7 separate regions of the Mus musculus genome follow, and regions 1, 2, 3, 4, 5 and 6 are each linked to region 7. A link is a loop called in an ENCODE intact Hi-C map of the cell type or tissue named here. Cell type or tissue: heart. All regions are shown on one strand.

Region 1 (4,000 bases), 150 kb after region 7:
GAAGTGAGACAAATAAGTGCACACACATTTACAATGACAAACTGCCACGATGGCAGGTAACTGTGAGGAAGAATGATATTCCTGGAGAACTTGGGACATTTGGAGACCACGAATTTGACTACCATAGTGCATAGAACACAGTCTGTATTACCTGGAAGTCTAGCTTCGGGCAAGCAGTTAGAGGACAGAACTTTCAGGAAAAAAGTAGGGAACAACATGTCTGCCTAATCATTTGCCTTTCAAGAGAGCATCAAAGAAAGGGGGGAGGCCGGGCGTGGTGGCGCATGCCTTTAATCCCAGCACTCGGGAGGCAGAGGCAGGTGGATTTCTGAGTTCGAGGCCAGCCTGGTCTACAAAGTGAGTTCCAGGACAGCCAGGGCTACACAGAGAAACCCTGTCTCCAAAAACCAAAAAAAAAAAAAAAAAAAAAAGGGTGGGGAAGACCAAAAATACTGAAAGACCTGAGCATGCTTAGTATCAGACAGACTTGACTGGACAAGCAAAGGACTCTTTACTTTTGTAAGCCACCAGTAGGGGTGCATTTGTGGGGGTAATTTGAATGTAACTCCAAACAGTCCTCAAGAGATGAACGATAGACTTCTGCTCTCGTTTTCATTTGTTTTTAAGGCAGGGTCTCTTGCAGCTGAGGCAGGTCTTGAACTCATTGCTGCTCCTGTATCTCTCTCCCAAAATCTTTGATTATCGATGGATGCCACTATTTTGACTCTAAAAAGTTTTAAATGATTTATTCTTATGTGTAACGGTATTTTTGCCTGGATGTCTGTCTGCGGACCACATGCATGTAGTGTCTGATGAGTCCAGAAGAAGCCTTGGCCCCTCTTGGAACAAGAATTACAAACTTTTGAGTAGCCGTGTGGATGCTAGGACTCAAACCCGGGTCCTCTGGAAGGGCAGTCGTTTCTCCAACAGGCATTTCCAGTTACAGGTTCTTGAGGAAAGGATCATTTCCTGGTGTGGTTCTTTCATTCTAAGCCCATAGAACAGTAAGAAGTACACAAATACTGCATGTACAGGGTTGCAGACAGCAGTTTGGTATGTAGTATTGATCTACACGTACTGATTGTGGCAAGGTACATACTTGCAGATATGCTGTACGTATGATGGGGTACAGGGTGTGTTAAGGCGCACATATTGAGGTGTTTAAATGAGGACATGATGACCGCGGGATGGTGTATAGTGTGTTGGAGTGGTGTGCTGAGATTGGGTACATATTGCGGGGCACACCGGGTCCCAGCAGCAGACACAATGATGTACACCGAGCCCAAGTTACCCATAAGGAAAGGCGAGGAGATCTGCGCTAAAATGGGGAAGGGTTCGAAGTTCCCGCCTCTCTTCCGCTGCCACCGTGCCCAAATGCCTAAATATTGCCAGACTTCAGGCAGAGTGTAGCCTCTTCCGGGAGTGGGCGGAGCCCCATGAGGAACGGGCGTGGCTTCTGGTTCGCCCGGCTGGGCCTGGCCTGCAGGATCTTGCCTTCCGCCTGTTCGCTGGATCTGTCCCCAATATGCTGCGGGCGCGCGGGCCTGGGCCCGGCGCTCTGCTGCTCCGGGCCGCGCTGGGTCTCGGGCGGCGCGGGCGGTCATGGCAACGGCCGCAAGGCCAGGACACCGGCGTGCAGGTGCATAACAGCCTCACTGGCAGGAAGGAGCCGCTGATAGTGGCCCGCTCGGACGCAGTCTCCTGGTGCGTGCGCCGGGAGAGGCAGGGCGGAGCGAGGCGGGGCGGGAAGGTGCGCAGGGGCAAGTCAATTCTGAAAGCCTGACGTGGTCTCCCGAGCGTCACTTAAACACCGCGCGTGTTCAGTGAAGGTTGTTAAGGAAGACTTAGGGCTCCTTTTACATATCTCACATGGTGGATCTTAATATGTTCCCAGGTATAGCTGTGGACCGACTGTGTACGACCATGCACATCTTGGCCATGCTTGGTGAGTTTCCTAGATTTGAACCTTTGACAAAGTCAGAGGGTTATTTATTGTGCAAAGAGTAAACTGTTAGCTTGTTTTATAATCTGTTAAGTGAACTGAGTGATGATTGCATTCTGGGAATTGTGAGACACCGGAATGTTGGTCTCTTTGGTCTTCATAGCTGTTTGGAGTTGCATACCCATTGGAGTTACTGTGAAGGAATAGAGAGTGACCCGTTTGCGAATTAGATGTTTCTAAGGTTGGTCCAGAGACCCGAATCCAACAGTGGGGGATCATTGCCTGGTCTTGGACGGATCACATTCTTGCTGGAATCATGGTTCTTATTTTGAGTGAAGACAGAAATGACAACATGACATCTTCATGGCAGTTTCTGGAAATGTCTATGAAGTGCCGCTTAGCACAGCGCCCCCAAGTGTTCTAAGTGCTCCACCACTGACCCACTGACCGAATACTGTCTTGCTAGACTCCAGGGAGCATTGGAGCAGTATTTGTTGACATTTCCCATCTCTTGATATTTTAGTTGTTGTCTTGCACTTTTTTGTTTGTTTGTTGTTTTTGAGACTGAGTTTCTCTGTGTAGTCTTGGCTGTCCTGAAACTCACTTTATAGACCAGGCTGGTCTCAAACTCAGAGATGTCCCTGTCTTTGTTGGAATGCTGAGATAAAAGGTATACGCCTACTGCCTGACTCTTGCACAGTTTTAATTGGGTATTTTTAAAAAGATTTATTTATTTATTATATGTAAGTACACTGTAGCTGTCCTCAGATACTCCAGAAGAGGGCATCAGATTTCATTACGGATGGTTGTGAGCTACCATGTGGTTGCTGGGATTTGAACTCAGGACCTTAGGAAGAGCAGTCAGTGCTTTTAACCACTGAGCCATCTCGCCAGCATCCTTAATTGGGTATTTTTAGACCTAAATGAAACGCAAGTGTGGAGGCCAGAGGACATCCTCAGATGTCATCCTCAAGTGCTACCTTCTGTCTGTTTTGAGACAGAATCTCTCACTGCCTTGGAAGTCCACAAACAGGCCACGCTGGCCGGGAAGCTCGTCCCCAGGGTCCACCTGTCTCTGCCTCCAGCACTGGGGTAGTGGGGACAATCCGAGAGAACAAGAGTGGTAAAAAGCTCTTGTTGCTTGGCAGTGGTGGCGCACACCTTTAATGCCAGAGCTCTGGAGGCAAAGGCAGGTAGATCTCTGTGAGCTCAAGGCCAGCCTGGTCTACAGAGCAAGCTCCAGGACAGCTAGGACTACACAGAGAAACCCTGACCTAAAGCAACAAGAACAAAACAGTCTTGACATTGAGTTTTGTATCAGGATTTTTTACACACTTAAATACATGCAAACTCATCCAACAGCTTTAATCTTAAAAAAGGCAATACAGTGTCCCAAACTGATGTGATTGCTTTTGTTGCGTCTCACAAGGCCCTTCTGGGCCTCCAGGTGGGACCCAGTTTGTAAGAAAGTACTTGGCTTAGTTCCCTATGAACCAAGCATCAACTGTAGAACACTGTTTGGAAGTTACATAGTAGCGTGTTATACTGTAACCCATTTCTTTTCAAGAATAAAGCTGATGGGGCCCACAAGATGGCTCCCTGGGTAAAGGCACCTCTTGTAAGAACCTGATGACCTGAGGTTGATCCCCAAGATTCACTTGGTGAAAGGAGAGAACCAAGCCCCGAAAACTGTCCTCTGACCTCAACATACATTCTGCACATCTGCCTCTCCTGTGTGTGTGAGAGGCACACATACACACACACACACACACACACACACACACACACACACACACAGAGCATTCATACCACAGACACTATAGTAGCAGTAGTAAACATTGTGTCCTGGAGAGATGATGTAATGCTCAGAGTACTTGTTTATAGATGAACTAAGTTCCTCCCATCACCCACATGATGGCTCACAACCGTCAGATGCACACATGGTGCACATACATACACACAGGCAAAATACATGCACATGAAATAAAACAAGATAATCAAAAATAACATAATTTTTAACAGCTGGGCAATGGTGGCGCACACCTTTAATCCCAGTAG
Region 2 (4,000 bases), 250 kb after region 7:
TACCCCCCTTTCCAAGTCAAAACCTCTTTGTGGTTTTCCTGTGGGTGGGAGGCAGCTGCTCTGCAAGAAGCTGACAGGCAAATGTGGGAGACAATAATGCCTGTGTTCTTAGAAATTCATTGAGAGCAAGCAGGCAGAAACTGGGGTTCTATGAGGCAGAGAGGCCAGCCCATTGTGGGTGGATTTTGTTAACGCTGCTGAAGGCTCATGTCTTGGTTGGCCCGGTTGCTGCAGGCCTGAGTGGCCTTTCCTGCAAAGCCTGCATCCTTCAGATCAGACACAATGTTGTACCTGCTGTGGAGAGTGGGCTAGAACATTACCGCCAAGGCTTCTGCTGCTGAAGGGCGTCCCAGAGTCCCCACATTCAGTTTCACAATAGCCTGTTAAAACCTGAAACTGAGTGAGTCTGCTTCTTTCTGAAACAGCTGGAGCACCCCAATAGAGGCAGAAGCTGTACTTCCTGTCCTCGAGATGTATCTTGGCCAGTAACACATCTGGGAAGTGTGTGACTCAACCTGGGGTTATTCTTTTGACACTTCAGAGTGAAAATGTGGTCACATGACATGGCTTTTGCTGTTCATATTTAAGGTCCTGGGTGGGCAGGTGAATTCCCAGCATCATTTCTTCATAGTATTATCTTTCTTGAGTCCTGTCTGCACTGAGTTTCTCAGCTGCTGTCTTCCTGAATGGCTGTATGGCCAGGGGCTGCTACTCAGGGACAGACTGCTACTTCCACTTCAGTGTGCTGTGTGTTTGCTACTTAGAACTAAAAGTAGCTGCTGGCTTTCACTACACTCCTGTCTATTTCTTGAATGTCACTGGCCCTGTGTGGCCTGGGTGAGGAGCAGTTCATCAAATGTAGTCTGTATCCCATCAAGTGACATGGTGTCCTAAGCCGAACCCTGGCACCCTGTCCTGAGCATTCTTCTTGGGGACTTGGTACATTATTAGCCTTGGTCTCTCCATAGGGAACCAGGTCTTTGGGTCCTATTTAAGGGGCTACAGGACTTGAGTTTCTTTAGGAAGCCACCAGTTCTGTGAGTCATCAGTGGGTGACTTGCCTTTGTGGGCAGTGTGGATCTCTACAGGATGGGGAAGATGGTCTGGGGACTTATGCCCAAACACCCTTCTTTCCTTTGTTCCAGTGTGGTAGCCCCAGGATCTGGAGCCATGGCTGCTGCTGTCAGGGACCTTAGAAGCCTGTTGGGATTGTCACTCAGGTTTGAGGAACAGCTCCAGACATTTATCACTGCCTTTGAGGAATCAAACTTGGCCATGGTGGCAGGGAAGTTTGAGGTTAGCAGTGGTAAATTCTGGCTGCTGCCTCTCTGTAGCCCCAATTTCCCTCCTGGGACCAGCTTCTTGGGTGCACACAGAAACCGTCCTGTCCTGGGCTGTTCGTTGGTTCCTGTGACCTGATGGCTCTGGGCAGGTCCCTCTCTTGGGTCAGGAATTTGAGCAGAAGTGGTGGTCTTACCTGTGCTCACAGGCTTGCTGGCACTCTTGGGAGAACAGCTCTCTCCCAGCGGTATTTGGGTATGGAGCACTGTGTGTGGCACAGGGTTAGTTCCTGGGACCAGCTTCTTAAAAAGCACAATAGTCATACCCACCCGTTCCCCAAGTATAGGAAGAGCTGCAGACTGACAGGAAGCAGCCTCAGACGAGGACCTTGTTCCCACTTTGCCCATTACATAGTCTTCCATAGGTACCTTTGAGGAACCTCTAGAGACAGGGGAGAGAGATGGTTTCTTTCCCACAGTGGAGAGAAAATAGCACTGAATATATCTTCAGTTCCTTAGTCCTGGGGGTCCCCAACTGGAGGGATGACCATAGGTCTCTGAGAAGACAGACCCAGGTTCCCGGAGACCTTAGCTGGGTGTGTGATCCCCTCTCCAGGCATTTGTGACCCTTGAAGGTACATTGGCTCCATCCAGAGTTGGGGTGGTCTGGATGGCATTTCCTATTCGTGCTTCCTGCCCTTGGCTGCTGTCCCTGTTCCTCACGCCTCTGTAGCACGCACTGCCTCTCTTCCTACATTGGTTTCTTTGGACCTGCAATGAGTTCCAGGCAGAGTATAGGGCACACCAGCACACCAAAACCCCGTGATGCTTGTCTTAGAAGTTTGTGGGCCCAGACTCTTCCTTGGCTTATTGATAGATAGGTCTGCACATGGAGCCCACTGCCCTGTTCCTCAGAGGCAGCCCTGGCTGGAAGCATGTTTGTTCTAGGATGAGGACTGGAGGCTCACAGATTGCAAAGGGCCTCTGAGGCCAATGTGTGTTGTTAGCTAGAATGAGCCTGGTGTGGTCCCCAAGCCAAGCACTCTGCTGCACCCTGCTCCTCTTAGGACTGAAGTGGAGGTTGTGCAGCTGGGGGATAATGCAGTCGATTCTGCAGGTCATAGGCTGCTCTCTAGTGGCTAGAGCTGTTTCTGTCACTGAATACCAAATGGTTCTCCATCTCCGAAGTGTCTCTCCCCTGACCTTGGACAGTTTAATAGCTCTCATTTCACATTTCACCACTCACTCGGTTTCTCCCTGTGGGGAGTCACAGAGGTCTGGATCTCTGTGGGTAGTTGAATTTGCTGACCTATTAACCCTGGTGGAGCACCTCCTGGGAGCAGTGGGGTAGGAGAGCTCAAGGGATGCCCAGGGCCCTTCAAGAATAAAATGAAGACTAAGCCATCACAAGGCAAAAGGACAATCACAGCCCACCACAGAGAGAGGCTGGGTTTGTCCCTTGGAGCATCATATGGCTCTGTGGGAATCACTGCATTGTTAGGGCTGGTTAATACCAACACAGCATTAATCTACCAGGCTGCCTCCTCCCACCCCAGCTATCCTTTGTTCTTGGACTTTAGCCATGCAAGGGTCAGAGCATTTCCTGTCAGTCCTGCACTCAGCAGAAGTTTATCTGCAGGCGGTGTTAGAGCAGGGTACGTTTGTAACCAGGGAAGACATGTGCTCTCTCCATGTCCCTGTGTGGCTTCGCGATGGGGCCTCCAGTCTGCATTCCATCCTCCCAGAAGGACACCGTGTTAGTTACTTTTCTATTGCTGTGATAAAGCAACATTGCCATGGTAACTTATAAAAGAAAGCATTTAGTTGGCTTTTATAGTTTCAGAGGATCAGAGTCCATGACAGCGGAGGGAGGGAACAGCTGAGAGCTCACATCTTCATCCACAACTGCAGAGAAAGCACCAAGAACTCTGTGAGTCTTTGGAAACCCCAAAGGTTGGCCCAGTGACACACCTCCTCCAACAAGGCCACATCCTAGGTAGCTTCCAGGGCTATCAGAGGTTGAACTATGTCCTGGCAAAGTGCCTTTCAAATGCTGAGTGGAGATGGAAGCCATCTTGGGACTAACAAATGAACCTTGGAGATGCACTTAGAGGTGCCCAGGTTCCTCACTCTGACATGTGGATTCCCAAAAAATGTCATGAGAATACAGACAGGGATCAAATCTGCCAAAACACAGAAAAGAGCAGCTTGTATCTTGATGCTAAGATAGGTGAATCTTTGGGGCTTGCCGGCCAGCCAGCCTACTTGGCAATTTTAGCCCCATGAGAGATCCTAATAAAGAGTGGTGGGTGGCACCTGAGGAATGATACATGCACATACCACACACACACATGCACACACACACACACACCACACACAGACACCCCCCACACACATCACACACACCATACACACAGACAACCCTCCCCCCACCATACACACATACACCACACACACATACCACACATATACAACACACACAGACACCCCTCCCACATCACAGACACCACACACACAGACACATCCCCACTCCATACACACATACACCACACACACATAAGACACCCCCCCCCACCACACACACACACACACACACACAGATCACACACAGATACACAGACACACACACACACCACACATACCACACACAACACACACACAATGATTCGGGGGACAGAAAACATAGTCAAGTCCTTAGAATATCTTTTATTTATGGTGTT
Region 3 (4,000 bases), 84 kb after region 7:
GTTATGTGCATGTAAATGCATGTACTTTAAGAGGGAAAGATGTCAGGTTCCCCTAGAGTGGGTGAGGTAGTGCTCGCTTCCCTTCCAAACCCAAGCAGAATAAACGTGGGTCACTGAGACATCCATAGGCTGCTTTCTCAGATGTAGCTTAGATTGCTTCTTCAGCAATGACAGACTACAAGTACAAACACCAGTGACAGGAGAGTGGGGTGGTACACATGTCAAATCCAAACATGGTGTCGTTAGGATTGGGAGAGATCAATTTTGCGGTTTGAAAAGTAGATGATAGCTATGGTGACTGTGTGCAGCATGCTGAACAGCTGTTCATAGGCAGGAGGAAGAGAGAGCCTGTATGAAGATGTCAGCCAAGATCTGTTTTCCTAGCAACTCAGAAAATGAGATGCTAAGCTGTAGACTATGGAAGAATTTCACTCCTGCTCAGCCTGCTGGATCAGTGCCTTCCTATGGTGATAGGCTCCTCTGCCCTGTGCTGGTATAGTTCCATCCATGTCTTACTGCACCCCCCAGACCTGTTTGAGATCAACAATCATTGATGGTTTTAATACTGGAGGAAGAGTTACCTTCCTATGTTTTGTTTTTCTTGGCTGATGTGAGCTTCATTCCATGATAAGGAAACTGCCCTAGGTTTGGGGCATGGAGAATGAAAATCTTGTCCCTGTTCTCCTGGGGCTTTGTGGCTGCAGGCAGAGAAAATGCCCTTCACATTTGTTGGCTGTTTTTATTTTGGGGACAGAGTTTCACTATGTGATCCAGCTGCCCTCAGACTCATGATCCTTCTGTCTCGACCTTCTGAGTGCTGAGAATATAGATAACACCCCACATCTGCATTTCTAGTCAGTAGCTAAAGAGGTATTTAATCTAATTTTCAGAGATGTGAACTTGCACAAAAACAAGAACCTATAATTGTCACTTTGTACAAGGCCTGTTGAGATGCTGAGTATGGGTCTAGCCTCTAGCAGGTGTGTTTCAAGAGTGCTTGGGGTTTGATTAGAGACAATAGGCTGGGCATGAGCATTGAACCGTGGCCTCGCTGTCCTCGCTGTCCTCGGGTCCTGGGGAAACATCACCCTGGGGAGCATCTGTTACCCCTTCAGCTGGATAATCAATAATTGGGAAAGACTCTTGTGCCTCTGAAATGAGGACGGCCTAAAGCTGTGAAATTCTCCCGTTATGAAAACTTTGAATGCTGAGTTGCTTTATTTGTAGTCTCTGACCCAGAAATAATTGTAGGTACTTATTAAAGGAATGTTAACAAGTATGAGCTTATGAGTGTGTAAATGTGCTGTTTGTGAACACGCAGAAGGGAGGCACCCCAGGCTCAAAACAAGTGCCCAAGGTGTCTGTAGCCAACAGTAAATAAAAGATTCTTCTGGGCATTGGTGGCACACACCTTTAATCCCAGCACTTGGGAGGCAGAGGCAGGTAGATCTTTTTGAGTTCAAGGCCACCCAAATTGAGTTGAGCTCCAACCCTGTCTCAAAAAAAAAGATCTTTTGAAGTAGTTAGCATAGAAAATAATAGGCTCCAATGTGGCATTTTCATACGTGTAATATGTTTGTGTGTAATGGCCCTTGCTGTTTTCCCCTTCCCTCTAGACTTTTCCCCCAAGTGTGTGTGTGTAAATCTAAATTTTACATGTAAGAAGCAGTATTTTGTTTTTCAGGGTCTAGCTTATTTTATTTAGACACGGAATCTAAAACCTCGTGATAATGTAGTTCATAAAATTTCCTGCACATGACATTTTAGTCTCTTTTCTTTTGATTGATACATACAGGCTACTCTGTAGCCATGGCTAACCTGGAACTTGCTGTGGCTTGCCTCAAACTCAGACCTGCCTGCTTCTGTTTCTTGGTTGCATGAACCACACCTGGACAGTGATTTCACTCTTCCTGAGTGAAAAGCAGACTGAAGTATGTGCCAGTGAAGCAATGGGTAGTAGCAATTTTTGGAACTTTTTTTTTTTTTTTTAAACCATTCTTACTAGAATTAAGAGTCCATTTGTTAGAGAGGGGCTGGTCCTCACTGAGGGTTGTCAGGTTTGGCACAGATGAGGGGAGAGTGATGATGATGGTGGTGGTGGTGATATCTTTGCACTTCCACTCTTGGGCACAGGGTGGCAGTCTAAGGAAGGGGAGAGAATGTGGCCCAGCTCCTTTCTCCCGGGTCCTCTGGCCTGTGCCTGTGTGTTTGCCTTCAGGTTCCTGTATTTCTTCAGGGAGCTCAATCTGGACATTGCTGGGAGTGGGAGCCTGTGGATAAACTGTACTTGAACATAACCCTTTGCATAAATTTTTTAGTGAAATTAGTAGATGAATTTTAAATGTCATGATTGCTTTGAATGCTTCATATTAAGAATTGTCTTCAGTAAATTTCATTAAACTCACTTGTGGAGGGGGTGGTGCAGGAAAACTTAGAATTATCTGCAGGTTATACAACTCTCTGTGTTCCCCAAAAGAACCATCTGAGAATTAAGACTCTTGGCATCAAGAAAATGAGCAAAAATCTGGAATGTGTGACTTTGAGCTGAAATTGCATATTTTTTATTGTAGAAAGTAATTTCACAATAATATAAAGGTTTACTAGTGATCTTTGCTTCTTTAAATTACTTGAGAGTTGTAAAGCTTGTAGTGTAGATAAAAGCGATGCAAAGCACTGTCTTTGCTTTCTTTATGGACACGGAATCTAAAACCTCGTTTTCTGTGCAGTTCCCAGCCTGGATCACGCCATGCCTCTAGCAAATGGAGAGGCTGAAGATGATGCCGACAGAATGCACGTGGACAGAGAGTGTGCTGCTGTATCAGGTGGGACTGGACAGTTTCCTGTTAGCTGCAACAACACCCCAGTGGTGGAGGACACCAAGCAACAGGAGAGTAGTTCTGTTGGACCTAAAGAAATAGAGATATATACTGTTTCAGCAATGCAAACCCCTTGTCGTTGCAAGAATCAGTATGCTTACTATTTCTGAGTTCTCAAACTTTGCACTTTCTTGTCCAGTGTCTTGAAGAAAAAAAAAAGGGTTCTATTATAATTTTTGGCACTTGTACAGATGCAAGAATTAAGTGTTTTTGGTAAATTCTGTTGCTATGAGGACTAGCGCAATCTCCCTGTTAGATTTGAAGCTGTTACATGATGTGCCTTGCTTGTTTCTCATGAGGTCTACAGTTACGGTTTCCTGATGTGGCCTTTGGGTGGCTCTGCACATGCTGTTGCTCATACTCTGAAGGGAGTGCAGCAGGTGAACAGCTAGCTCACGGAAATGCTGGGAACTAACTGTGAGGGTGGTGGCTGTGGCTTGTGACCTACTCAAGACAAGTTTGGGATAACTGCCCCACGCTCTTGGTTGCTTTGGTGTCTAGCATTCCCTTGAAGACTGTAAAATACTGATCATTTTCTGCAGAGTTTATGTGTTACAGTGTCCAGAAGACTACAACATAACCCTTACTTTAATGTTTCAAAGTCAAAGGAGCTGAGTTTTCTTAGACTTAGGATTTCTAAAATGCTGTATTTATTTGGCACATGCCTTTTCCCCAATCTTTGGGTGATAACAAAAATACCATGGCTAATTTTTATATAAAAGTGTTTTGTTATGGTGTTCATTTCTTCACTGGAAATAAAAGGTCACCTGTGTGTTTCCTAACCCACAGGTAATATTGTCAAGCCCAGAACTTGCTCTGTCATAGGTGGTGATAACTTTGGCCAAATCATTAATGCACTGGGTGCTCACCCATGAACAGTTTGCTCAGAGCAAATGTTCATTTAAAGCAATGGTTTCTGAAATCAGCAGAGGCTGTTTTGCCTAACAGAGGAAAAGTGGTAAAAGCCAGAGCCTCTCCTTTATGGAGACAGCATTGTTCCCTTCCTGGTCAGGCAGGAGAAAGAAGCTCTTCGCTCTTCTCATGCCAGCAGGCAGGTCGTCCTGGATGTCAGAAGGCCACGTGGGCCTTCTGGTGTTTTCCAGTACTGTCTGACTCAGGAAACG
Region 4 (4,000 bases), 98 kb after region 7:
GACTCAAGTTCCTGGTTTCCTGTACAAGTCTCTGTCTGCTACTCCTCCCCCTTCCTGCCCTCCCCTCTCCCCGTGCTCCTCCCTCACCTCTTCCCTCCTCCCCCTCCTCCTCTCATTGCTTCTCTGCATTATTTATATGTGTGTGAATGTGCACGTGCATACGTAGGCCACAGGTCCTGTGGGAAGGGAAGAGGACAACTTAAGCTGGTTCTCCTACCTTCTTGGAGGTGGAATTTGGGTTTTCAGGCTCAGTGGCAGGCACCTTTACCCCCTTGAGCCACCCGTATAACCATTTTCTGTGACAGTAGTGGAGGCAGCCATGATCCTACCCAAACACTCAGCAATATCTAATGTACCCAAAGGCACATGAGCCAGGGCTGGCTTTTGAGCAGCCTGTGATGCACTGAAGATGGTCCCCAGGTGCTGTAAAGATGGGAGCATCATGTTTGTGGAGTATTTTGGGATGGCTGAGGCAAATTTTAGATGTGTAGTAATTTTCTAAACTAGAAAATTGGAAAGCCCTGTAAATGGAATTATGCTACTGTGATGGTTTGTATATACTTGGTCCAGGGAGTGGCACTATTAGAAGGTGTGGCTCTGTTGGAATAGATGTGGCCCTATTGGAGTAGGTATGTCACTGTGGGTGTGGGCTTAACACCCTTACCCTAGCTGCCTGGAAGTCAGTATTCTGCTAGCAGCCTTCAGATGAAGATATAGAACTCTCAGCTCCTCCTGCACCATGCCTGCCTGCATGCTGCCATGTTCCCACCTTGATGATAATGGGCTGAACCTCTGAACCTATAAGCCAGCCCCAATTAAATCTTGTCCTTATAAGAGTTGTCTTGGGCTGGTGAGATGGCTCAGTGGGTAAGAGCACCCGACTGCTCTTCCGAAGGTTCGGAGTTCAAATCCCAGCAACCACGTGGTGGCTCACAACCATCTGTAACAAGTTTTGACGCCCTCTTCTGGAGTGTCTGAAGACAGCTACAGTGTACTTACATATAATAAATAAATAAATCTTTAAAAAAAAAAAAAAAGAGTTGTCTTATGGCTGGGCGTGGTGGCACAAGCCTTTAATCCCAGCACCTGGGAGGCAGAGGCAGGCGGATTTCTGAGTTGGAGGCCAGCCTGGTCTACAGAGTGAGTTCCAGGACAGCCAGGGCTATAAAGAGAAAAACGATTGTCTTGTTCATGGTGTCTGTTCACAGCAGTGAAACCCTAACGAAGACAGCTACACTTTCAAGCGCTCCGTGGCTCAGACTAACAAAAAATGTTGCTGCTGATTTTTGAGCATTTCAACTCCAAAGGGGGAACAGATGGTCAGACAGAGGCAGACTTGGAGGGTAAATGGAAGGGAATCAGCATGAGGGGACAGCGTAGGTAATGAGAAAATATAACCAGAGCCTTATATACAAGTATAAAAATGTCACACAAAGCCCATGGCATGTGTAATTAATGTGAGCTGATAATAAAATATCTAATATGGGAAATTACAGATTTAAAAAAAAGTAGCCCAGAATAAAAAACAAATCAGAAAGAAACATAATTCACATTGGCACAGCGAATGTATTCCTAAGTACTATGCATATGAAATGGAATGACTTTTAACAAGTGTCCATGGTACACAGGAATCAAAGCAACCCGGTGAGGAGGGGCTGAGCATACAGCAGAACAAATTAATACAGCTCAGATCATTACAACCTCGAGTATCCAGTAAGCGTGCAGATTTACTATGTGGGCTAGCAGAATGGCTGGGGAGGTAACGGTGCTTGCTGGCAAACTGAGCTTCACCCCCAGGCCCCACGTGGTAGGAGAAAACTACCTCCCACAAGCTGTCCTCCGATCCGCATGGGCACTGAGGTGTGCCCACATACACAAACACAAATAAATTAAATGTGAAAGATTAAGAGTTGAAGTGGTGAGTAGGAGGGAAACAGCAAGTCCTGTCTGGAACTAGCTAAAAGTACCAACACTGTCACTTTAGGGTCACCGGGCTGTGCAGTCTTCCCCTCGGGGCTCAGGTATTAGCAGGCAGCCTCTGCACCCAGCCCGCTGTGGGTCCTAACCCTCTCGAACCTGGAAGTCTTAGATCAGGGCTCCGACTGTGTTTTCCTCTACCAGTAGGGGGCAGCATCACCACCATCACAGTCCAAAAGGCCACTGGTGGAATCATTTCTAGGATGTATTTTCAGCAGACTAATACTAGTGGTGTTTGAGCCTCTTGTATGGGCCTTCAATCCGGAAGTTAGAGGGATTCATTATCTACCTTATGCCAAGCTAAAGCATCACAGCCGTCCCCAGTGGGTGGGACGTGAGGGGTTTTGAGGTCCTCCATTCGTTCACCTTCTCTGAAGCAGGTGACTCTCAGATGACCACCACTTGGTCTGCCACTGTCTTACAAGGTTGCATTGGACCGACAGGCTGAAACATCTGCAGACAATCCACAGAGAATCCCTTTGACATTCAGCTAGGGGAGAAAAGGATGGTTTCCAATTAAACAAGAAAACACTGTGTTCCCAACACCTAGCATGCTCAGTTTACACTTGTCGAAAGAGCTATTTTCAACTTATTTAGACATAGCCTTTTATCGGATTTCTCTTTTGCATGCTTAACTAGGAAAATAAGACAGAAGCAATTAGCTCTGACTTTTTTGTTTCTTTGGGAACAGAATCTGTCTCCCAAATCTCTGCAGTGAACTGACATACCCACATTCAAGCTCACGTGGCCCCAGGGCAGGGCGAGTCCCTACCACTGTCCCTGCAGGGGCAGCCACCCTGCAGATGTCTATGCTGCAGGGCTGGACTTAGGCCTGTCAGAGGCACAGCTAGGCATCCTGACTCTAGAGGGTGCGCAGTGTGAAGGTGGCCCCTACCTCACCACACTGAATCTGCACCACAGCAAAGGTGTGTGTGTGTGTGTGTGTGTGTGTGTGTGTGTGCGTGTGCGTGTGTGTGTGTGTGTGCGCGTGCATGCGTGAGAGCAGATAGGAAGACATTCACACGTGGCCACACTCCATCTGCAGGTTCCCTGCTTCTTGTATTTTCTCCTTTTCTATTTGGGCCTTAATCTTTTGGAGTAAGAAAAGGTTATTAAAGACAGCACTAGGTGGCTGGAGAGAGGGCTCAGCAGTTCTCTTCCCAACACCCACACGGTGACTCACAAACACCCATGATCACCAATCCAGGGGATTCTCTTTTCTGGCCTCCATGGGCTGCTACATGCACACGGTACACAAAAAACTCACCCAGGTTCACACATATGTACAAATAAAGAGTTTTTAAGAAAGGAAACAAAAAACTTTCTTAGACCCAAAGTGAGATTTTACTTACTAAAGCTAACTGGTGACCGTCACATTATATGGGGAAGATAAAAGGGTCACTTGCAGGCGAGATCTAAGGAAGAACATAGGTGGGGAACCTGTACTCTCAAGGTTAAGGTGGGAGCAGGATACCTGGGCTTGAGGGTGTAGCTACTCGTCAGTATGGGGCAAACTGGAGGCCAGAACAGCCCTGCTTTATGCTGGAGCAGCTGGCTTCTGTTGAATCAGCCACATAAGGATGCATGCCAGTAAGTGGCAAGGAGGCCTGGGAACACTGACAGGAGAAAGTGGCCGTTGATCTTGTGGTTTGAGTGTGGACCATCATTCAACCACAGCTGGTATGTTTGAATGCCTGGTCTCCATGTAGGGGTGCTGTTTCAGGGTATTGTGAGGACTGACTGGTGAAGGCGGGTCACTTGGGCTGGCCTGTCAGGGTTGTAGATTGGCTCCACTCTTGCTTCATCCTCAGTGCCCTGGTCCAACAGTGTGAACAGCCTTGGCATATCCTCCGGTGGCCATGAGTTCTGCCATGCCTTTCCTACCACAGCAAAGGGATCAACCCTTGCTCCCCACAGTATTTCCAAGAGACATTTGTCATAGCAAGAAAAAGTAGCTAGCTGGGCATGGTGCTGGCATGTGTCTTTAATCTGCACAGTCATGAGGCTTGAGACAGGCTGATGG
Region 5 (4,000 bases), 66 kb after region 7:
AAAAGTAAAACTTCCATGAATAGTGTCTACTCCTTAATGGCTCAGTATGATTTTCAAATTTTATAGCCAGGAGGTGGTGGTGCTCGCCTTTAATCCCAGCAGAAGCAGGAGGATTTCTGAGTTCAAGGCCAGCCTGGTCTACAGAGTGAGTAGACCAGGCTGGGCTACACAGTGAAACCCTGTCTCGAAAAACCAAAATTAGAACAAAAAGAAAAAGAAAAAAGAAAAATTTCAAATTTTTTACAACCATAGCATTGTACCATTGGAAAGAGAATTTAGTAGTCAATTTTTCTAAAATTTCTTTCACCATGTGCCCAGCCTGCTCACGTGACTCATGCTTTACAGTTACAGACGCCAGGGCCTCTCGATTCTCTCTGGCATCCATTCCAATTAAGGCATACCGAAGTTAACTGGCTGCACCCTTGTTTTCGGGTTTTTAATGAGGAGCTGTGCTCCGCAGGCGCCCAATAAACACTAATTGGAGGAACTCAGGCAACCGCGGAAGCAGGCCAGGGCCGGCTGCCAGAGTCCTGAGTCCCCACTCGCGAGTGTGCCTGGCAGAGCAGCAGCTCTATTTAGAAGTAGCGCCTCAGGCATCGTCCTCAGCAGGAACCTGCGGCCGAGCTCCAACCGCTCCAGGTCACACCCACCAGCGCCAGGTCACGCCCAGCCGCCCCAGGAATCGACCAGAGCGCCGCTCCGCTCCAAATCCCAGACTCTCCTCCTTTAGTTAAGGCGTGGCTTTCAGCTGCCAATCACAGAGAGGCCGGCCTGGGCTTTGGCCTTGCCCCAGGCAAGGTTTACAGCCAGGGTCGTAGGCCTCCGGCTTCAGGCGAGGTCTCAGGCGCGGCCTCCTCAGGCTTCAGTCGCAGCCAAGTCTCCCCCCTCCTTTTTTTGTTTTGTTTTGTTTGTTTGTTTGTTTGTTTTTCGTGACAGGGTTTCTCTGTATAGCCCTGGCTGTCCTGGAACTGACTCTGTAGACCAGGCTGGCCTTGAACTCAGAAATCCACCTGCCTTTGACGCCCAAGTGCTGGGATTAAAGGCGTGCGCCACCACTGCCCGGCAAGTCTCGTCCCTCTAACCACACTAACGTGCAGGCCCACCCTCAACCCCTACACCTTCAGCGTTGGCATCAGTAGCGGCCTCCTCAAGCGGTGATCGCCTCCCAGCCCCTAACTTCACCACCAGACGCCTAAGGCGGCGTTCCTGCGCAGACCCTGAGAAGGCCCCGCCCTGCAGCCAAGGCCACGCCCTATCCCAGGCGCCAGCCTCAGCACCACCTGCGGGAGGCCCCACCCTATCCAGGCGCGGGCCTCGCCCCACCACGGGCGTCAGCAGCGGTCGGAGGCAGCGGACTGTTAGGCCCCACCCTCTCAAGGCGCAGGCTCCGCCCCGTGGCTCAGGTCCCGCCCTCAGTGCTCGCTGCGCTCGGATGCGGATGGGACGCGGCAGCAGCTCGCCTGTCCTTTGTGTTCGAGTGGCGGCAGCTTCGCAGGCCTTCACCGGCACATTCCTCTGGCCGATCAGTCGCGTGCTTCCTAGCGACCCATCATGTCAGCGGGAGCGGGCGCGGCCGTGGAGGCAGGCTTCTCCAGCGAGGAGCTGCTGTCGCTCCGCTTCCCGCTGCACCGCGCCTGCCGGGACGGGGACCTGGTCGCGCTCTGTTCGCTGCTGCCACACACGCCGCGCGCTCACCTGGCCGCTGAGGACTCCTTCTACGGCTGGACGCCCGTGCACTGGGCTGCGCACTTCGGCAAGGTGGGCGCGGGCACTTTAAGGCGCCATTTTCCGCGTGGTGTGCTGTTAGGGTCAGAGCGCACCCCACGGTGTCTGGAGAGCGCGGTCGGCAGCGGCAGCGCAACCCCTGAGAGTTCCAGGGCGCATGTGCGGTACCGCGCGGTCTGCGACCCAGGACGGTGGGGGGTGGGGGGCGCGGAAGCTGCTCAGACGCCGCGGGCGCCTCGAGGGCTTCAAGGCGCATGTGCGGCGGGCGGCGCGCGACCCAGGACCTCCGGGGGCGCGGGGAGTGTTGGGAGGCGGGGCGGAAATGGGGTCCGTCTCGCCGGCTCCCCCGAAGGATCCAGGGCGCATGTGCACACTTGTGGCTCTTCCGAGCGGGGCGGGCAGACTGCAGTTGAGGCCGTTTGCGCGGAGGCCGCCGGGCTTCGGGAATCGTGGCGAGGAGGAAACTGGGGGCCTCGCGCTTCTGTCTAATGGAAACCGGGTGCAGGGCCCCCTGAAGGCACGGAGGGATGGGCGCTGCCCTCGTAGCCGGGGGTGTCAAGTCTGCACCTGCTATGGCCGACGGCGGGGTCGCGGCCATGCCTATCGGCCCCCTCTCCACCGGGACCGTCCTGTGTAAGCTGCGCTAATTGGCCCCGTTCTCCTGGTGTTGAAAGGTGGCATGCAGTTGGGTGCAGGTAGTCGCTGGGAATCCACCTTCTCGTGGTCGCCTTAGTTAACCTGCACACAGAAGTGCTTCTGCGCCATAAAGCGGCAAAATTCACGCTGTACTGTTTACCAGAATTTGATCTAAAGCTAAAGGAGCATTTTCACGTCTACGGAGAACGAGTTGTAGACTTGACTTTGGAGACCAGTATTGTAGCGGAGGCGAGGACGTTGTAGTTCTGAGCTTTCCTATCTGAAACCTGGATGGTCTTAAGATACGGAACCATCTTGTTAACCCGTTCCAACTATTACGGAAAGCTCTTAGAGGCGAAAAGGCTGAGCCTTTCACCCCAGCCGGGCCATGTGTTACTGCTCTCCCTCCTGTAGGTTTCCAGCGTGTTTCCCTAGGTTGTACCTACCAGTGATGCTCAGGTTACCCAGTAATTTATGGGGCTTATTTATTCCCGGAAAACTGGCCATTGTGAAGGCTAACTATCTTGCTTTTACCAGATGCCCCATTTAAAAGGACCCTCCACAATTCCAAAGCCAGTTTCCTAGGTTGAACACGGCATAGCTAACAGGTTCAAATCCTGGCTCCACGTTAAAGGTTAACTAACTGCTTTTCTCTTGACACCTGTTCATCTTACTGCCACTTTGTACTTGTATGTTTCCCTTGGGAAATCTCACCAGCGATTACTTTTTGGTTTGGTTTGGTTTGGTTTGGTTTTCCGAGACAGGGTTTCTCTGTATAGCCATGGCTGTCCTGGAACTAACTTTGTAGACCAGGCTGGCCTGGAACTCAGAAATCCGCCGGTCTCTGCCTCCTGAGTGCTGGGATTAAAGGCGTGCGCCACCACCGCCTGGCCAGCCATCACTTTCTAACACTGTCCTAATGTCTGTTTGCTGTGGACTGTGCAAGTTTTGCAGCCTGCCGATCAATAAAAACTCAGAGAATCTGTGTTTATTGAAGTGACCAGTCCTTTGTAAGGACAAGCTTACCTTGCTTGGGGAGACAGATAGGAGGTTCGGGGTGCTGTTTGTTCTCAGGAATTGCTTGCAACCAAGCACAGCTTCTTCACTGCCTGTGGTCAGTTGAAGAGAAACAGACAGTCCAAAATTGGAGAACAAGTAAGTACCGAAGAAATTCCTGGCCAGTGTAGGCACATGTTGAATGTGGTGGACTCATAGCCAGCTGCCAGCGCAGTGGGACCTGGCTGGATCTTGTCTGCGCTTGCCAGTCTTTGAGTTAGTCACCTACTGGGTGAGCTCAGCCGTGGTGTGACTCTTTTATTATAGTTAGTTATTTATCTCGCATACTTGGTTTCTGTTCAGTTTTAAAGGCCGAGAGAGAGAGAGAGAGAGAGAGAGAGAGAGAGAGAGAGAGAGAGAGAGAGAGAGAGATACAGACTGGGCTTTGGGGCAGTTCAGTGTGTCGGGGTTGTGCACGGTGTGGGAAAGTCTGACTATAAAGAGTTTACTGCACTTTTTACAGTACAGTACAATTTGTACAATTTTTACAGCCCGATGTTTACTTACCATGAGTGTGAACGCCTTTATAGGAGGTTTGTGTGTGTGTTTTAAGAACACTCCACTCAGCATAAATGCTTTTAAA
Region 6 (4,000 bases), 190 kb after region 7:
GACAAGCTGAACAGTGTGGAGGGCAAGAAGGCCTTGTGCAGACAGAAGCACTGGAGAAGCCGGAAAAGTTAAACACAGCCTACGACCTCTGATGGACGACGGGCTCAGCTATTCCTCGTGGAATGCTGCAGTTTACACCCTGGTGACCCTCCCTTTGCTGCCTGCTGAGCCAGGCTCTGCCTACGTCTCCCTCCCGGGATTTATGCTTTATTTACCCCAGATCCTTCCCCTAGATCCTGAGTACTGCTGCTAGGCCGGAAACACATCGTCATGACATCACTTGTGCATCACAACAGCCTAAGTGACTTCAGTGTTATCGTAGGGCATTATGTTTACCTCAATCTCCATAGACCTAAACCTTGGGCACCATCTTTGAGTCCACAGGACCCACTTTTGTGTAAGAAGACAGATGCACTTTGCACTTTGTAAGCATGTCTTAAATTGTTGTGCACCAGGACTGACTTATCTGAATTCTGTTTTCCAGAATTGTGCTGTGCTTAAATGGTTAAAGCCTGGTTCAGGCTCTGTACTGGCTAGTTGTGTGTCAACTTGACACAGCTGGAGTTATTACAGAATAAGGAGCTTCAGCTGAGGAAATACCTCCATGAGATCCAGCTGTAAGGCATTTTCTCAATTAGTGATCAAGGGGGAGAGGCCCCTTGTGGGTGGGACCATCTCTGGTGTGGCACTGACATCACTGGCCTGGTAGTCTACTATCTTGGGTTCTATAAGAGAGCAGGCTGAGCAAGGCAGGGGAGGCAAGCCAGTAAGGAACATCCCTTCATGGCCTCTGCATCAGCTCCTGCTTCCTGACCTGCTTGGGTTCCAGTCCTGACTTCCTTGGTGATGAACAGCAGTATGGAAGTGTAAGCTGAATAAACCCTTTCCTCCCCAACTTGCTTCTTGGTCATGATGTTTGTCCAGGAATAGAAACCCTGACTAAGACAGGCTCTAAGAAGTCTTGGCCCAGCAGTAGTTACCAGAATTGAGCTGATCTGAGTCTCCCTGTTCAGCCCTGACACTGAGCGTCTCCCTGCCTGCTGGAAAGCCTGCAGGAGCCTCCCACACAACTGCATCCCTGCACGAGGAGGCAAAAGCGCAGACAGTGCTTCCGGGTCACAGGAAAATGCTCCACCTGCTTGCCTACTGCCGATCTTATGGAGGCATTTTCTCTATTCAAGCTCCCTCCTTTCTGATGACTCTAGCTTGTGGTGTCAAGTTGACATAAAACTCTCAGCACACTAAGAAATGTGCCTGGGTAAGAAGCATACATTATGTCTGGCAATGGCCCAAGTTCAAAAGACTCCTAAGCAAGGTCCGGGCCCATGAGCCTCAGAGAAGCCCATTTCCTTCCTTAACAAAGATCAGCCTGCTTGCTGTGACTCTGGCTTTACTGTTAACCCACAGGGTGCTGCAATTCAGATCTTAGGTCCATTTCTGATTTCATGGTCTTTGGCAATGTGACACCAGGGTCTCTTCTAGTTTTCCCCGTTACAGCAGAGTAGCAGCCCAGCTAACACTTAAGACACTGGAAAGGCTTGCCACAGTGAGCCATGCTTCTCTTAGAAGGATGAGCCACGGCTCCCTGGAGCAGAGCTCTGTGAAGGTGTGTGTGAACATAAAACGCCACTCAAAGACACAGCCTAACAGTAAGTACACAGCTCTGAGATAGCTATTAAAAGTTGTTTAGAAGTGAGAGATACATGCCTACCCCAGGTTAAGTGCCTCTAGGACCCACAGAGTAAGTTGCAGAAGAAACAGGGTGTGGTGAGAGCACTCCAGACAACTTAGGTCTAAACCAGCTTGTGAACGAGCTTATTGTGAATGCAGCAGTCCTGGGGAGCCGTATTAAATGGTGCAGCAGGAGGAGGCTGAGAACTGCTGATCTACAGGGTCAGCTCCCACAGCCCCAGCCTCTTCTGCAAATCAAGAGACTGATCCTAAGATTGGGGAAGGTACAGGCGCCGCCAGAGCCAGAGAGCTGGAGCCAGTCACTTAGGACACTGGATTCCACCCGAGTGCTGACTGATGTGGGAAGGAGGAAACACCTGACACACTGCAATATGAACTACAGATGCAACAGCATGCTGCCCAGTCACAACAGTACAGAATCCGTTCCTCTCATTAAACTGACAGATGCAGAGACCACCAAGAGCCCTGGTAAGCAGGTTTACACTAGAAGAGACATAGACCAGCTGCAAGTCTGCCCAAACCTCAGGTTTAATGACCTCCATGAAACCAGGCAGGAAATGTCATGCAACCTGTGCTTCCTGCAGCTGCTCATTAGAAACCTCCAGAGTAAAGAGACTCATCGGCTTTGCCCTGTTCAGTAAGCCCAATACCGCCTCCTGGTGGCCTCCCTTCCCTCTGCCCCTCAGCTCAACTCCATCTGCTTTCCAAAGACCAACAGCATGCACTGGGCCCCAAGAACCAAAGAAATGCTCTCGCCCCACTGTTATGTGTGAGGGCGAGCGCTTGGCAGGACACCACTTACCCTGACATTGTTGAGAAGAAGGTCATCCCTACCTAGGCCAGGTCCCACGACAAGGGCATGCAGCCTGGGGAGCCATTTCTCCACCTCCTCAACAGCATTGGAACTGTCACTAACAAAGAAAAATGCAGAATGGTTTTCTCTAGGCTTTAATTTGTTTACTTGAAACCACGTTGTGAGTATACTAGGGACTGAACCCAGGACCCTGAACACGTAGGGAAGTGCCGTACATCTCAGCTCTAAAACCTTTTATCGTGAAAATAATGTAGGTGTACAGTGAATGTGCACACTAGTACAGAAGTTCCCACGGACCCCTTTCCCTGGCCACCTCTCATGAGAACACCCCACACACTCATATCCCGGAATACCACAAGAGGTCAGGGCTGGCCCAGCACCAGTGACTCCCGTGCAGACTGTTGGCTGAGTGGCTGAGCCCCGGCCCACCCTCTCCCCGCCCCAGGATGCGTCTGGCCTTTGCATCTCCTCCATGGATGGGCTTACTCTTGCTTTAGCTTTTTAAGCCTGCATTACTTCGTTAAATATTTTTCCCTGCGTGTATGTCTGTATACTACACATGTACCCAGTACCCGCAGAGGTCAGAAGAGGGCGTCAGAGCCCCCGAGCTAAGTTAGAGACGGCTGTGAGCTGCTGTGCGGATGCTTGGAATAGACCCCGGCTCGTCTGCAGGAGCAGAGCAGAGTGCACTCACTGCTGAGTCACTTTATTTTTATTGTGATCAAAGTGGGACAGAAAAGAACACGACCCTGAGCTCTCTTAGGCATGTGTGTCTCAGTGTTTGGTGGCGCTGCCCAGGGAGACGTGGGCCCTATCATCAATGAAGCTCTGAGGAGCCCCTGGGACACACACTGCTCAGCACAGAGCCACCCACTGAACCCTATGGAGCCCAAGCATTGTGAGCAAGTGCCTCAGGTGACCTTGCCCACACAGGCCCCAAATGACGCTGAGACAGTCCCCACACACAGCACAGCACCCGCTGCCTCTCAAGCCCTCGGTCTCTCCTCCAGCCTTCTTGCCATCTTACGCTGATGTGAAACAGTGACTCACTATGGCTTTCTTTTTGTTTGTGGTGCTGGGGATCAAACCTCCACTTCATGAGCTACATCCTAAACCTTTTAGACGTTTCTTTTGAGATAGGGTTGTTGTCCAAGTTGGCCTCCAATTCGCAAGCTTCTGGCCTGAGCTATACGTAGCTGGGGTGACAGGTATGTGTCACGAAGCCCAGCAGACACAGGAGTGTGGCAGTGCTGCCGCAGGGAAAGACACCTGTTCTGCACTCACAGGACTGGGTGGACGATCAGCTCTGGGCTGTAGGACTTGATCACTGGCGCTGCCTCCCTGGCACAGAACACGTGGGTCAAATCTGCACCCTGAGAAGTGAGAGGTGGACTCAGAGAAGGCCATGTTCAACAGGCATGCACGCACGCACACACGCGCGCACACACACACACACACACACACACACGAGGTAAATTGTTCATATATAACTAA
Region 7 (4,000 bases):
TGATGCATGGTGCATATAAAAGTGTCACTCCACTGGAGGAAAATGAGTTTTCTCCTCTCTACTGAGCTGCAATTGCATCTCAGTATCAATTGCAAAGAGCTTCCTGGTTAGGGCTTTGGGCCACTTCTCCTTTGCCAACAACACACATTTGAGGAAGACATGTGTGTAAATACACAGAAATCCCACCTGGGGGGTGTAGGAGAGCAGGGTAGACCCGTGATGAGTTTGGGAGAGTTAGTGGGAGTAAAAATGATCAAAACACAGAACATGACATTCACAAAGAATAAAGTCTTTCTTAAAGGTAAATATAACTTTCAGAAAAATAATTGGGGCTGGAGAGATGGCTCAGTGGTTAAGAGCTTTGTTTTTGCTCTAACAGAGGACCTGGGTTCGATTCCCAGCACCTATGTGATAGGTCACAAAGGTATACAGTTCCAGTTCCAGGGGATCTGATGCCCTCCTCTGGACTTCAAGGACACCAGCCGTGCACAGCCACACACAGCCATGCAGGCAGGCAAAACCCCATATGCATATACATTGTTTTGAATTAAAAGAATACATTCTGCCACACCACAAAGAGGGCCCGGGTTGTCTGTGATGTCATTATCAGAGGACACAGCCTGGAGCTGCCACGAATGTGGTGGGAGACTCATTCCTGGAAATCACACAGGGTGCTGCCAGGGAGAAAGCCAACCTTCTCCCCAGGTAAGACTCCCGCCGGGGCCCCTGGAACAAAGAACACAGACATGCGTGGATGCGCCTCCACTTACTGTGGGTCCCATTTACTGTTAAGTGTTAGGTGGTGTGGAGGCCATCTTAAGAACCAGAGCCCCCATGCTGTGGGCTGCTGTGGGCATGTGTGACCAGTTAAAACCAGGGCTGAGCTAAGGATCCTGGGAGACACGGCATTCCTTCCTCTGCCTTTAGGAAAGGCAGCTCTCCCATGAGAGCCTTGTCACCTGCTGCAGGGACAGTCAGAGTCCTTCCTGCACCTGCCTTGCTCAAATCCCTGCAGTGTGGGTGCCCAACACGTCAGATCCCATGTTCTGGAAACGGTATGTCCAGATCTGCCAGGTGCCATGCCACATGGGTCCGGGGAGCTTCTGACACACACACAGGACCTAGACAGGTGGGGACATCTCGATCTGGTCTGTGGCTTTGTCACACCCACTTGGCTCCAGTCCCTGCATGGCGCTTCCTGCTCTCTTCCTCCTTCACTCCAAGTGGACTTTAACACAAGGACCAAGCCATTTGTGATGGTTGCACTTGCCGAGCTACAGCTAAAATCACCTAAGAGGACAAACCTTTGGGCTTGCCTAGGACAGTTTCTAGACTGGGTGGATGCAGGAAGACCCTAAATGTGGATGGTACCACACCATTGGCTCGAGGGGCTTTGACTGAATCAAACCTCAGAGAGTGAGTTTAGCACTCCCACTCTTTGCTCTCTGCCTCTGAACCCGCACACAACAGAACCAGCTGCCTCGAAGGACTAGATCTTAAGAGCTGTGAGCTAGAATAAACCATCCTTCTCTAAATTGCTTCTTGTCAAGTATCTTGTCACAGCAACAAGGCAAGGAACATAAGACACTGTTCCTCTTGTCTCACCCAGGCTGTGGTTAATCAGCCTTCTCCAAACAAGGCGTGGCTTCATCTTCACCCTCCTCATCTTCCTTGGGAACAACCGCATGAAGGATAGACAGACGTGATCCTGCCTTTGCCTCTGAAACATAACTTGGGGAAACTAGAGGTATGTGTGTGTGTGTGTGTGTGTGTGTATGCGCGAGTGCGCGAGTGCGCGTGTGCTGCCTGCTCCTCTGCCCTCAAGGAACAGCTCTGTGGAAAGGCCGCTTTAGGACAGGACAGAGGCAGACTGACCTTGGCCAATGTGTAACCAATGAGATACCAAGTGTTCAGGGCTGGATGAAGCCCAGACTAGAATGCTAGGCATCTCTAAAAGTGAGGCTTGTCTCTGCCTCAGGGCCACAGTTCCTTAACGGTAGTACCAGAAATATAATCTCGGCAGGTTGGGGGATGATAATGAACTGTGTATACACATGGCTCCCCCAGTTCTACTGTTCATTGATGTAGAAATCCTCTTTCTCGCTAATATTTAACTCCCTCCAAACCCCAGAGTTTTCTCGACTTGAGTGAATTTCCTATCTCTGGAACTAGGGGTGTAGAATGGAAGGTCTGACAGCAGAGGGCGCCAGCAGCACACCGGCTCTCCGGGTCTGTCTGTGCTTCGGAGACAGCAGGAGTCCTATGCCTAGTGAAAGACACCCAAGTCGGACTTCTCTGTCCATCTCTGCACACTCCCACCTCCAAGTGTCCCTTCACCCTCTTCACACCCAAGCAGCCCCAATCCACGGGGCCACACACACAAGAAGCACACCAGGACGCACACGCGCATCCTACTGTAAGCCTGTCCTTCTCCCCATCCTGGGGCATGTGGAGAAAAGCAGCCCAGCTTCTCTCCAGGCTCCGCTGCTTCCGTGGTAGGTTTTAGTGGGCTCTAGCAGGCAGCTGTCCCCTCTGCAATGCTCTCGGTATCTCAGTGCCACAAGAGGATGCGGGGAATACAGGCTCTAGCCCGGGCAGAGCTGACACAGCTGAGCGTATAGTAAGGCAACTGCAGGAGAGCCTGGTTAGATTTGATTCCATGTGTCCTGCAGAGTTCTTCAAGTTGCCAGGTGAATCAGGGCTGCAGCCAGACCTGCCGTCTGAGGTATGTGTGTGGTTCTGGCCCCAATTCCTGGGCATTTTTTGCCCACACTGTAACAGACTCCCAGACCTTAGCACAGCTGATCATGTTAGAGGGGTCATTTTGTCCTTCAAACCCATAGGCTCCCAGCATCTGCCAAAGCAGGAACAAAAACCTAACCCATTCACCTGGTCCGTGCTTCCAGGAAAGGCCTTAAACGCACTAACCTTGCTTTTTGGCTTCTGTAATTCTGCTTCTTGCTAATGAAGTTTGACAATGAGTATGTGGTTTTGTGCATAAAAGACAAAGAGCCTTTAACTCTGAAGACACAGGATGGAGAAGCCGCAGGAGGGGTGCTGGGCCTGGACTGAGCCTGCGCTCCTTTCAGACTCCTTTTGAGCTGACATCAGCAGAATTACAAATTCTGAACAAAAGTTGTTCGGTTTTTGTTTTTCCTGTTACTCAGGGTTTCTTTAGAAGCAAGTTATAGAAAATCCTGACCAAGAAGGATTTAAAAAATATATTTTAAATCTCAGCATATGGGAGGCAAAGGCAGGTGGATCTCTGAGTTTGAGGCTGGTCTGGTCTATATAGTGAATTCCAGAACAGCCAGTTACAGCTACACAGTGAGACCCTTTTAAACACACACACACACACACACACATACACACACACACACACATTCATCTCATGAAAACTTGCAGCCTTCAAAATGTTGGTCTCTAATGTTGTGCGAGTCTCTAACCCACAGTCCATGGGCTTTATGCATCCAGGAACAGTCATCACTGTCATCCAACCAAAAAAATTATAAATTTAGTTAAAACAACATGAGATTTTTGTTGCAGTTTCCTTTTTGATAACTCAATTGTTCAGTTTGGGGCATGAACTTTGTAGACAACAATATTGTTGTGTCTCAGTGTCAAAAGATTGGATACCCATGTAAATCAAAATATTGAGGGGGCAAGTAGGGGTTCATTGTAAGACTGCAGCCAAACCAGAGAAGCTCTAACCGAGAATAAAACATGCTATTGAGCCCAGCACTGCAGGAGACACGGGCCTATGGGCAGGCACCCATCCTATGTGCTGATTTCCTTTCCATGGCTTTTTAAATCCTTCCAAACTGTTCTCCCAAAAGCTCACAGTGGTGTCCACATTCCCTGGTGGGGATATGTAACTGTCAAGATCAGTGCCACGTGAAGGAGAGAGGAGAGACCATGTGTTAATAGTGTTGAGGCGATGACCTGAGAGTGCCCCCTCTTCCCCCCCCCCACCCCCCGCCCCCGTGGCTTACCCGATCCG

Evidence for each region. Peaks named below come from ENCODE experiments on the same cell type or tissue, not always from the same donor. Only the 100,000 strongest peaks of a DNase experiment are listed, where the experiment ranks them.
Region 1: it touches region 7 in a loop (4-fold over the local background); 21 of 42 quality-filtered maps call a loop at or near these places.
Region 2: it touches region 7 in a loop (3-fold over the local background); 10 of 42 quality-filtered maps call a loop at or near these places.
Region 3: a loop joins it to region 7, with 3.0 times the contacts of the local background. A loop is called at or near these places in 11 of 42 quality-filtered maps.
Region 4: a loop joins it to region 7, with 7 times the contacts of the local background. A loop is called at or near these places in 10 of 42 quality-filtered maps.
Region 5: it touches region 7 in a loop (4-fold over the local background); 19 of 42 quality-filtered maps call a loop at or near these places.
Region 6: a loop joins it to region 7, with 8 times the contacts of the local background. A loop is called at or near these places in 9 of 42 quality-filtered maps.

The regions. Positions count from the first base shown.
Region 1 is chr8:11,548,203-11,552,202 of GRCm38, reverse strand. Cars2 (cysteinyl-tRNA synthetase 2 (mitochondrial)(putative)) reads left to right here and starts at 1,432. Exons shown (of 15, transcript NM_001359137.1): 1 at 1,432-1,704; 2 at 1,895-1,945. The coding sequence starts at 1,526. In heart, a CTCF peak has its summit at 2,357 (motif pointing left); DNase peaks (open chromatin) are centred at 1,452 and 2,322; H3K4me3 peaks cover 1,612 bases; H3K27ac peaks cover 1,282 bases.
Region 2 is chr8:11,449,254-11,453,253 of GRCm38, reverse strand. Col4a2 (collagen, type IV, alpha 2) reads right to left here. Exons shown (of 48, transcript NM_009932.4): 48 at 3,967-4,000. Among named protein-coding and RNA genes, the nearest start is that of E230013L22Rik, 27 kb to the left of the region's middle. In heart, a CTCF peak has its summit at 2,421 (motif pointing left); DNase peaks (open chromatin) are centred at 2,323 and 2,946; H3K27ac peaks cover 583 bases.
Region 3 is chr8:11,614,637-11,618,636 of GRCm38, reverse strand. Ankrd10 (ankyrin repeat domain 10) reads left to right here. Exons shown (of 6, transcript NM_133971.3): 5 at 2,727-2,822. Among named protein-coding and RNA genes, the nearest start is that of Mir7238, 19 kb to the left of the region's middle. In heart, a CTCF peak has its summit at 2,125 (motif pointing right); no DNase peak of the experiment used is centred here.
Region 4 is chr8:11,600,305-11,604,304 of GRCm38, reverse strand. No RefSeq gene overlaps it. Among named protein-coding and RNA genes, the nearest start is that of Mir7238, 33 kb to the left of the region's middle. In heart, CTCF peaks have their summits at 1,917 and 2,117 (motif pointing right); a DNase peak (open chromatin) is centred at 2,114.
Region 5 is chr8:11,633,169-11,637,168 of GRCm38, reverse strand. It overlaps Ankrd10 (ankyrin repeat domain 10), which reads left to right and starts at 1,412. Exons shown (of 6, transcript NM_133971.3): 1 at 1,412-1,758. The coding sequence starts at 1,552. It overlaps Mir7238 (microRNA 7238), which reads left to right and starts at 1,433; the gene lies at 1,433-1,475. In heart, a CTCF peak has its summit at 2,070; DNase peaks (open chromatin) are centred at 678, 1,378, 2,008 and 3,584; H3K4me3 peaks cover 3,844 bases; H3K27ac peaks cover 3,487 bases.
Region 6 is chr8:11,505,310-11,509,309 of GRCm38, reverse strand. It overlaps Naxd (NAD(P)HX dehydratase), which reads right to left. Exons shown (of 10, transcript NM_001190357.1): 4 at 3,791-3,879; 5 at 2,495-2,603. Among named protein-coding and RNA genes, the nearest start is that of Naxd, 9.8 kb to the right of the region's middle. In heart, a CTCF peak has its summit at 2,346 (motif pointing left); a DNase peak (open chromatin) is centred at 2,349.
Region 7 is chr8:11,698,738-11,702,737 of GRCm38, reverse strand. No RefSeq gene overlaps it. Among named protein-coding and RNA genes, the nearest start is that of 1700128E19Rik, 16 kb to the left of the region's middle. In heart, a CTCF peak has its summit at 2,193 (motif pointing right); a DNase peak (open chromatin) is centred at 2,217; H3K4me3 peaks cover 465 bases; H3K27ac peaks cover 1,088 bases; H3K27me3 peaks cover 657 bases.